Linked DNA regions of Homo sapiens: region 1 is linked to region 2. A link is an interaction called in ENCODE POLR2A ChIA-PET data of the cell type or tissue named here. Cell type or tissue: endothelial cell of umbilical vein. All regions are shown on one strand. Each heading gives the region's core, and the rest is flanking DNA. Links, peaks and the distances in the headings are about the cores only.

Region 1 (4,532 bases), core at 311-4,310, 77 kb before region 2:
CCTGGGCAACAGAGCAAGACTCAGTATCAAAAATATATATATATATATATAAATATATATAATATATATAATATATATTATATATACACACACACAGAGAGAGAGAGAGCGAGCGCATGACACTGAGTGATAAACAGTAAAGCCATTCAGAGGAAAGCTGCTGGATAAAATGGAAGCCTGAAAACATTCCCACAGTAAAATCCTACCCTGTGTTTCGTTACCATTAAATATCCTTTCAGAGTTATCTCTAAGAAGCCCACTTGGAGACATCTAGACTTTCTAAAATTTAATAATGTCTCCAATGGAAATAACATTACATGCTAATTAATTGTCATGGGGTAACATTATTCAAATTGGTAACTGTAACTCCCAAAGATTACATTAAGTTTGATCAGTGGGCACAGCTGTTCTCTGAGAAATAAATTCAGAAACTTATTTCTGTCTCTTCTTCTTTTGACCAAAGGAAAAATTAAGTCAGTGACCTTGGTAGGTTTCTTATTTTGAACAATGTGTATGAGATTTTGTGCTGTCATTTCTAAAAGCTTTTTAATTCAGGTTAGCCAAAAATCTCTGGAAGAGGGTAATTTTTTCACTGGAAAATTCGAGTGTCATATTATTTTCAAGGTTACCTTGTATTGAGCTGGGTTTTTTGTTTTTTTTTTTAATGTCTCAGAGCTTCAGTTTCTAAATCTGTAACATGGAAATAATAATGGTACAACATCTTAGTGGTAGTAGAAGAATTACATAGTGTCTGGCATGCAGCAAGTGCTCAATTATTGTAACTCTGTATGTTTGCATAATAACTCCAGGTGTATAGCATTATATACACAAGTTATCTTGGTTTCTCACCTCCTATTTACACCATATTTGGCACATACTAGGCATCAATTATTTTTTTGCCTAAAGTCCCCTATTTTGTGGGATCGAAAAATCAAATCAATTGAACTCATAGACATAGAGAGTAACAGGATGGTTACCAGAGGCTGGGAAGGGTAGTGAGGGTTGGCGGGGAGGTTGGGATTGTTAATGGATACAAAAAAAAATAGAAGGAATGAGACCTACTATTTGATAGCACAATAGGGTGACTATAGTCGATAATAATTTAATTGTATATTTTTAAAATAACTTAAAGAATGTGATTGGATTGTTTGTAACTTAAAGGATAAATGCTTGAGGGGATGGATGCTCCATTCTCCATGATGTGTTTATTTCACATTGCATGCCTGTATCAAAGCATCTCATGTACCCCATAAATATATACACCTACTATGTACCCAGAAAAAAAACATTTAAAATAAAAAAAAATAATAAATTTTAAAAAATGAAGTTCCTTGCTTTGGTTTGTCTTATATGGAAAAAAAATGGTGTCTAGTATTTTTTTTCTCTAGACCACACCAACCTGGTGTTTCAGTAGAATTACAAATATTTTCCAGTAAAATTAAACATGACAATAGCAATTTAATCCCTTTCAAAACTCTCCATTTTATTCAAGAGGATTCTCGTGGTACCCTGTCTTTCTACCTCATTTGTTCATTTATTCATTCCACAAATATTTACAGAATACCAGTCCTGAGCTGTGCACACAGGTAGGTGCTGGGGACATTGTGAACAAGACAAGAAGAGTCCCCTGCCCTCACTCACGCTGGGGTTGCCCCGATGGCATCACTTTTTTTGCTGCTCCACCAAACAGTTCCCAACCCTAGTTTCCCCATTGCTTATGAGCTAGTCCTGGAGGCCAGCCACTTACTTCCATGAGCACACCTGTTCCCTGAGCAGTGGGCCTCCTGGCCTTCCAAGCATTGAGGCCCTCCGCCTCCAGACCCTTGGTGGACTTACAGAAAGGTTGGTGGTTGCACAGCCAGTGCAGAACTGGAACCCTCTCTCCATGAACTGCATTAAAACAAACTGATTATTGCACAAAATCTTGGCAGAAGGATTTGAAAAATGTCCCATGAACAAATACCAAGTCATCTGAGGCTTGTCCACATGATTTACCAGCATTTTTTCACACGACAAAGATGTGAAGGAAAACTGGGGAAATGTGTCAGCCACTATTGGCATGAACCAGAGATATTTACAGGGGAGGGTGAGGGACTATAGTCCAGAGTCTCCTCAGATTCTTAAAACAGCAAGGATTATGCAAAGATAAAAAGCAAAAGTAAACACTAAAACTGTGAATGAAGCAAGAACACAAAGAGGGGAAATCCTTCTATGGAAACAAGCTTTCCTTCAGAGGAGAAAAACAAGACTCTGCTAAAAAAAATCTGTCAGCCTGGAGTAATAGATGGAGGCTGGTGTCTGCACCGTGCCTCCCTAGTCCACGTTTCTCTGCTAAAACACGATGTTTTTAAATGGAAATGAACGTTTGGCAGCTCGAGGATTGACGTAGCTGACGCCGGCTCCATTGTGGAGTGGGAACACAAACAACAAACGTGAAGATGGTTTTGGGAGTGGGTGAGGCAGAGGGCAAGGGGATGCAGGAAAGTGATAAAAAAGCAAGTGAATTCTATGAAGTCTGGTGTGAGGGCAGAAGCAGCTTGATTTGGGAACTGATTCCTCTTGTGTTACCCATCCGTTCATCAAACTAGTATTTCTTGAGCATCTGCTATGTGTCTTACGTGGTGCGGGGCTGTGGGGATGCAGTGGAGGCTGTAGCGGGGGAAGGAACTAACATCCCTTGAGGCCCCACCGTTTGCCAGACAGTGCTCCAGGCTTGCATTGAAATCCTCTGCAACCCTGAGAACTGCGTCCCAGCGCTCCGAGGTGGTGGAAGCTGGACTTAGAGCGAGGTCTTTCTGACTCTAGAGCTCACTGCCTCCTTATTGTTTTGAAATCTTAATCCTGTGGTGATTTGCTTTTATGTTTACTTTTAACCAAGGCTAAAACATTTATTCCTGGTGTGGAATGCCGCTTCTCCTTTCATCTTTGGAATCTGCTTTGGGCCACAGTGTCTTTCTGATCCAGAGAACCATATTCTCAGGCGATAGGACTGATTCTCCCTTCTCTTTCTAGCTCCTATTTTTTTTCCCCTAAGCCTCTGTATGAGTTTCACGTTCAAGCTCTGAATCATCCTTTCTGTTGCCAAATACTCATGCTGAAACCCCCTGCAAGATCTTCTCTGCTCTCTCTCCAAGATAGACACAAATGCTTCCTCTCTCCATACCAAACTTAGTAGAAACCAAAATGAAAGCGAGGAAAGAGACTCAGTGCATTGCTGAAGGCACTCCAGGTCCTTCGCTTTTCTCGTTCTACAGTCAGATTTTATTTGAAAGACAAAAAGACATGTACACAGTAGACCATGGTAAGACGAGGTCCATGGGTTTGATTCAGAGAACTCTAAGCAGAGGCTGCAGAAGAATCATAAATGAGCATGACTGTGCAAACTTTAAGATGACCTACATTATGTCTGTGTCTTTTATTGAGCACCTCCTATGTACCAGGCACTGCAGTGCTAGCTAGAGAATATGTTTGGCAGCAAACACAACAGACAAAAATTTTTTTTTGCTGTCATGGGGCTTATATTCAAATGGGGGGAACAGTCAATAAACCTAACAAGTAAGGTTGGTATGGTAGGTTAGAAAGCGTGAAGTGCTAAGAAGAAAAATAAAGCAGGGAAGAGAGATGGGTAATATGAGGGAGTGTGGTGGTTATTTTGTGTAGGGAGGCCAAAGAAAGCCTCTCTGAAAAGATGGCATTTGAGTGAAGATGTGAAGTGAGGGAATGAACATTCAGATACTCAGAGAGCCTTTCAGGAAACAGCAGATACGAAGGCCTTGAGCAAGGAGGAGGCCCGGTGTGTGTTCTAGGAACAGGGAACACAGGTGGTGGAGTAGTAAGTAGATGGGCTCTGACTATATAGGGTCTTGTAGGATTTTGACTTTTCTCTAAGTGAGACGAGAGCCATTAGGGGGTTTCAAACAGGAATGACCAGATTTGACTTAGTTTTGACAGAGGTTAACGGGGTCAAGAGAGGGATATTTAAGGGTAGGGGAATACCAGCGTGTTTGTATGCTATTGGAAGTGATGCATGGAGAGAGAAATATGACAATGCAGGAAAGAGGGCAGAATTGCTGGTGCAGGGCTCCTAAGTAGGGAAGGGGGCTCGGACTGCGAAAGATGAGGAAAGGGGTTGGCCTCAGGGTCACAGACAGTTCATCCATGGCAGCAGGAGGGAGGCAGAGTATATATGGGCACAGGAGCAGGTGGGAATAGATGTGGTAGAGGGAATGTGTGGAAATTCTCTCCTGATTGCTTCAATTACTTTTCAGAGAAGTAGAAAACAAGATCATGAGCCAAGAGTGAAGATGGAGGAGGAGGAGAGGTGTCGGAAGTTTGAGGAAAGAGGAGTATGAATTAACCATCTAGCAGCGCGGCAGAGTAAATCGACCAGGGAATGTGGTAGGATTGCCAATTGGCAGTCCTAGTTTCTGGTCGTGAATTTAAAATGCCTGTAATCCCAGCAACTGGGAGGCTAGAGGAGGAGGATCGTTTGAGCCCAGGAGTTTGAAACCAGCCTGGGCAACATACCAAGA
Region 2 (4,256 bases), core at 1-4,000:
GCTGCCCAGCCCACGTTGGGGAAGAAGGGTGTGGTGGCTGCCTCGAGCTGTGGGAGAGGAAGCAGCCATGGGGGAAATGGAGAGTGCGTCTGAACTGGGCCTCCTCGGACCATGCTTGGACACCCCATAGTGTGGGATTCATTCCCCATAGGGTGGTGAAGGCTCAGGTTCATGTGATTTCTGCCTGGGGGAGCCTTTGATCTCACAGGAAATCTGTGTTCACTTGTGGCTCTTTGTCATAGAAGACTTCTCTATATTGACACAAAATGCAATCTTTCTTTCCTTCCCTGAACATTAAAATATTTGCACACATTTATTAATTCAGGTGGTTTTGTCCTAATCAGTTCTGTAGCAAAGGTTTGCCCATTGTTGATAGTGATCCCCAGTCTTCAGAAACCAAAACACCTGGGGGTGGGAGAGGAGGGAAAGTTGGAAAAGTTTGCTGCTTGTCATTTGATCATTTGGGTCTTGGAGGTTACATTTCTGTTGTTTAAAATACAAAAATTAGCTGGGAGTGGTAGCAGCGTCTGTAATCCCAGCTACTCGGGAGGCTGAGGTAGAATTACTTGAACCCAGAAGGTGGAGGTTGCAGTGAGCTGAGATCGCGCCACTGCACACGAGCCTGGGTGACAGAGTGAGACTCTGTCTCAAACCAAAAAAAAAAAAAAAAATCTGTCTGTTGTTTAAAAAAAGAAAAAAGTCAGAGAGGCCAGTTGTTCCGACAGCATATCATGCAATAGCCTCGTAACACTGTGAGTGCAACAGTTGACAGAGCTTGATGCACACAGTTTCAATTGGAATAAAAGGGAAAATGGCTCCCCAAACTGCAAGAGTGCTGCTTGTAAAACAGTCAGAGCTGCTTTCTGTGCCAGGCTGTTCAAAAAGATGTGGGAACAGGGCTTGTCCTGGTTGACAGGCCATTCTGGAGAAACCCTGACAATGCTGGCCACCCCTCTGCTGTCCTTCCCACCTGTTCCTTTCTAGTCAGTTTATGGAGAGGAGGTTGTTTTTGCTTCCAGGGGGATTACTTGTGGCCTGGGGGCAATTACAGGGCTTTCTCCTGACTGCATGCTTCACATTCCTGTGTGTAACCAGTGAGGATAATGATCCAAGAAGATCATTGCAGTGGTGACCCGAGGACCTTTGAGACCAGGTCACAATTTAAGTAGGGTCTCAAATTTAGATTTTAACATTATTACCCAACGAGTTAAGTATAGAGCCAGAGATAAAGCAATAGGATTGACAGAAGACATTCATTCTACAGCTTAAGCAAACACACACACACATTTTATTTTACTGTGTAATTTACTCCATAGTTTTTTTTTTTTTTTTTTTCTGGAGATGGAGTCTCACTCTGTCGCCCAGGCTGGAGTGCAGTGGTGCAACCTCGGCTCACTACAAGCTCCGCCTCCCAGGTTCACGCCATTCTCCTGCCTCAGCCTCCCGAGTAGCTGGGACCACAGGCACCCACCACCATGCCCGGCTAATTTTTTTGTATTTTTAGTAGAGATGGGGTTTCACCGTGTCAGCCAGGATGGTCTCGATCTCCTGACCTTGTGATCCGCCCATCTCGGCCTCTTGAAGTGCTAGGATTACAGGTATGAGCCACTGCGTCCGGCCTACTCCATAGTTTTTATTTTAAAATGTTTGTAAACTAATATCATACAAAGAAGATATTCCATTAAAAAATACATGAAACACCCCTGTACGTTATACCCAGGGTGAGGAGATGAACTTGACCCTGTGACCTTCCCTGATTGAGCATCCCTACATCACAAGCCTTCCCACCCCCAAGAGGTCATCGCTGCCATAAGGTTTAACTATTCTCAAGATTTTTCTCTTTTTATCACATGTGTGTTCATACCTAAAAAAGAGTTTGCCTGCGTTTGACCTTTATAAAGTAGAATTCATAAAGTATGTGTTCTTTGATTTGCTTCTTTTAAGATTTAATCATTTTATTCTTTTTGAGACGGGGTCTCGCTCTGTCACCCAGGCTGGAGTGCAGTGGCGTGATCTTGGCTCACTGCAGCTTCAACCTCCCAGGCTCATCCTCTTGCCTCAGCTTTCCAAATAGCTGCAACTACAGACGTGTGTGCCACCATGCCTGGCTAATTATTATTATTATTATTATTGGTAGAGACAGCATTTCATCATGTTACCCATGTTGATCTCGAACTCTGGGCTTATGTGATCCACCAGCCTCGGCCTCCCAAAGTGCTGGGATTACAGGTGGGAGCCATTGTGCCTGGCCCATTTTAATTCTTGTAGTTCTGGTTTATTTCATTCCACTGTACAAATAAACACAATGTGTGTGTGTGTGTGTGTGTGTATCCATTTTATTGTGTGTATATATATATATATCTCCAATGTGCGTGTATATATATCTCTCCATTTTATTGCCCATAGGCTTTGGATTATTTGTGGGTTGTCTTTTGTTATTGCTTTTATTGTTTTTCTTTTGCAAGTGATGCTGCTGTGTATATTTTCAATGTGCTCCTAACAGGGGCACTTGCTCCTCTAACCTACAAATGGAATTTCTGGGTCTCTAGGGGATGCACATGCTCAAATGCCAAACAGTTTTTAATGTTTTAAGAATCAGTTAAAATCAAACACTGCAAATATACCTTGCAGTCTGCTTTTAGCATTGCTTCATTTTAAAATGAATCCTAGAACCACTGAAAAAATTTTAAAAGTGCAAGTAATTCTGTCTTGCTTTGTCTTCTGAGAAACTGACTTTAACCTTAAGGAGATAACATTATTCCTTTTTTGTAGTTGTAGCTGTAGAAACAATTTTTGAAGGACAAAACCAAACTTTAAAACTTGAGGCCAGGTGCGGTGGCTCACGCCTGTAATCCCAGCACTTTGGGGGCCGAGGCGGGTGGATCACAAGGTCAAGAGATCGTGACCAGCCTGGCCAACATGGTGAAACCTCGTCTCTACCAAAAATACAAAAAATTAGCCGAGTGTAGTGGCGGGCACCTGTAGTCTCAGCTACTCGGGAGGCTGAGGCAGGAGAATCACTTGGACTCGGGAGGCGGAGATTGCAGTGAGCCGAGATCGCACCACTGCACTCCAGCCTGGTGACAGAGCGAGACTCCATCTCAAAAAAAATAAATAAAATAAACTTGAGAACCATTTGGGCACGCTGGCTCATGCCTGTAATCCCAGCTTTAGGAGGCCAAGGCAGGCGGATTGCTTGAAACCCAGGAGTTCGAGACCAGCCTGGTCAACATGGTGAAACCTCGTCTCTACAAAAAAATACAAAAATTAGCCGAGCATGATGGTGTGCACCTGTAGTCCCAGATACTCAGGAGGCTGAAGTAGGGGGATCAGTTGAGCCCAGGAGATCAAGGCTGCAGTGAGCTGTGATTGCACCACTGCACTCCAGTCTGGTTGATAGAGCAAGACACTGTCTCAAAAAACAAACAAAAACACCAAACCTGAGAATCACAGGTAAAACAGTCTAGCCTCAGGAATCACATGAACTATATGTAAACAGTCTCTAGATGAACTCTGTGACCCTTCAGTTGCCATGAATGGATATACAGTTGGCCCTCCACATCCACGGATTTCACATTCATGGATTCAACCAACCAGGGGTCAAAAATATTTAGGAAGAAAAATTGCATCTGTACTGAACAGGTACCGAGTGTTTTTTTTTTTGTCATTATTCCCTAAAAAATACAACTATTTACAAGCATTTACATTGTATTAGGTATTATAAGTAATCTGGAGATGATTTAAAGTATACAGGAGGATGTATGTAGATTATATGCAAATACTACACCATTTTATATCAGGGACTTGAACACTCGCAGATTTTGGTATCTGCAGGAGGTCCTAGAACCAATCCCCCATGGATTCCAAGGGACAACTGTATATATACGCCTATCATACACTGCCATGGTCTGCTTGTATGAGTATTCTCAGTGAAGAGTCTTTATGGAAAACATCATTGCCCATGAAATACAGATTCAAAGCTGTGAGCCTTGGGCAACCCAGTTCTCAGTAGAAATATTTCAGTGGCATTGGTCCCTTAAAAAGACAGCATTTTATGAAGTTATTTAAGAAAGATGTAACATTAGTATTCAATATTTTAATGGGACTTTTACTTGAAAACTTATATTTATGACTTGGCAATTCCAGCTTAGTCCCATAAAATTTGTTTTAGAACTACCTTTTAAGCCATGGTTTTATTTCCTTGGGAAATGGGATTTAAAATTTCTCTTTTCAGTAGGGAGTTACTTTTCTAAAAG

What was found. ChIA-PET counts read pairs that join two places held together with the same protein. Peaks named below come from ENCODE experiments on the same cell type or tissue, not always from the same donor. Only the 100,000 strongest peaks of a DNase experiment are listed, where the experiment ranks them.
Region 1: POLR2A ChIA-PET joins it to region 2 with 7 read pairs; 5 of 35 experiments call an interaction of 5 or more read pairs at or near these places.

Annotation. Positions count from the first base shown.
Region 1 is chr12:94,688,014-94,692,545 of GRCh38, reverse strand. No RefSeq gene overlaps it. Among named protein-coding and RNA genes, the nearest start is that of TMCC3, 40 kb to the right of the region's middle. RefSeq lists an enhancer at 3,214-3,453. In endothelial cell of umbilical vein, for the core only: no CTCF peak of the experiment used is centred there; DNase peaks (open chromatin) are centred at 2,195, 2,275 and 3,135; H3K27ac peaks cover 1,561 bases.
Region 2 is chr12:94,611,177-94,615,432 of GRCh38, reverse strand. The region is part of intron 1 of TMCC3 (transmembrane and coiled-coil domain family 3); the gene reads left to right. Among named protein-coding and RNA genes, the nearest start is that of TMCC3, 37 kb to the left of the region's middle. RefSeq lists an enhancer at 769-1,358 and a silencer at 1,287-1,517. In endothelial cell of umbilical vein, for the core only: no CTCF peak of the experiment used is centred there; no DNase peak of the experiment used is centred there; H3K27ac peaks cover 306 bases.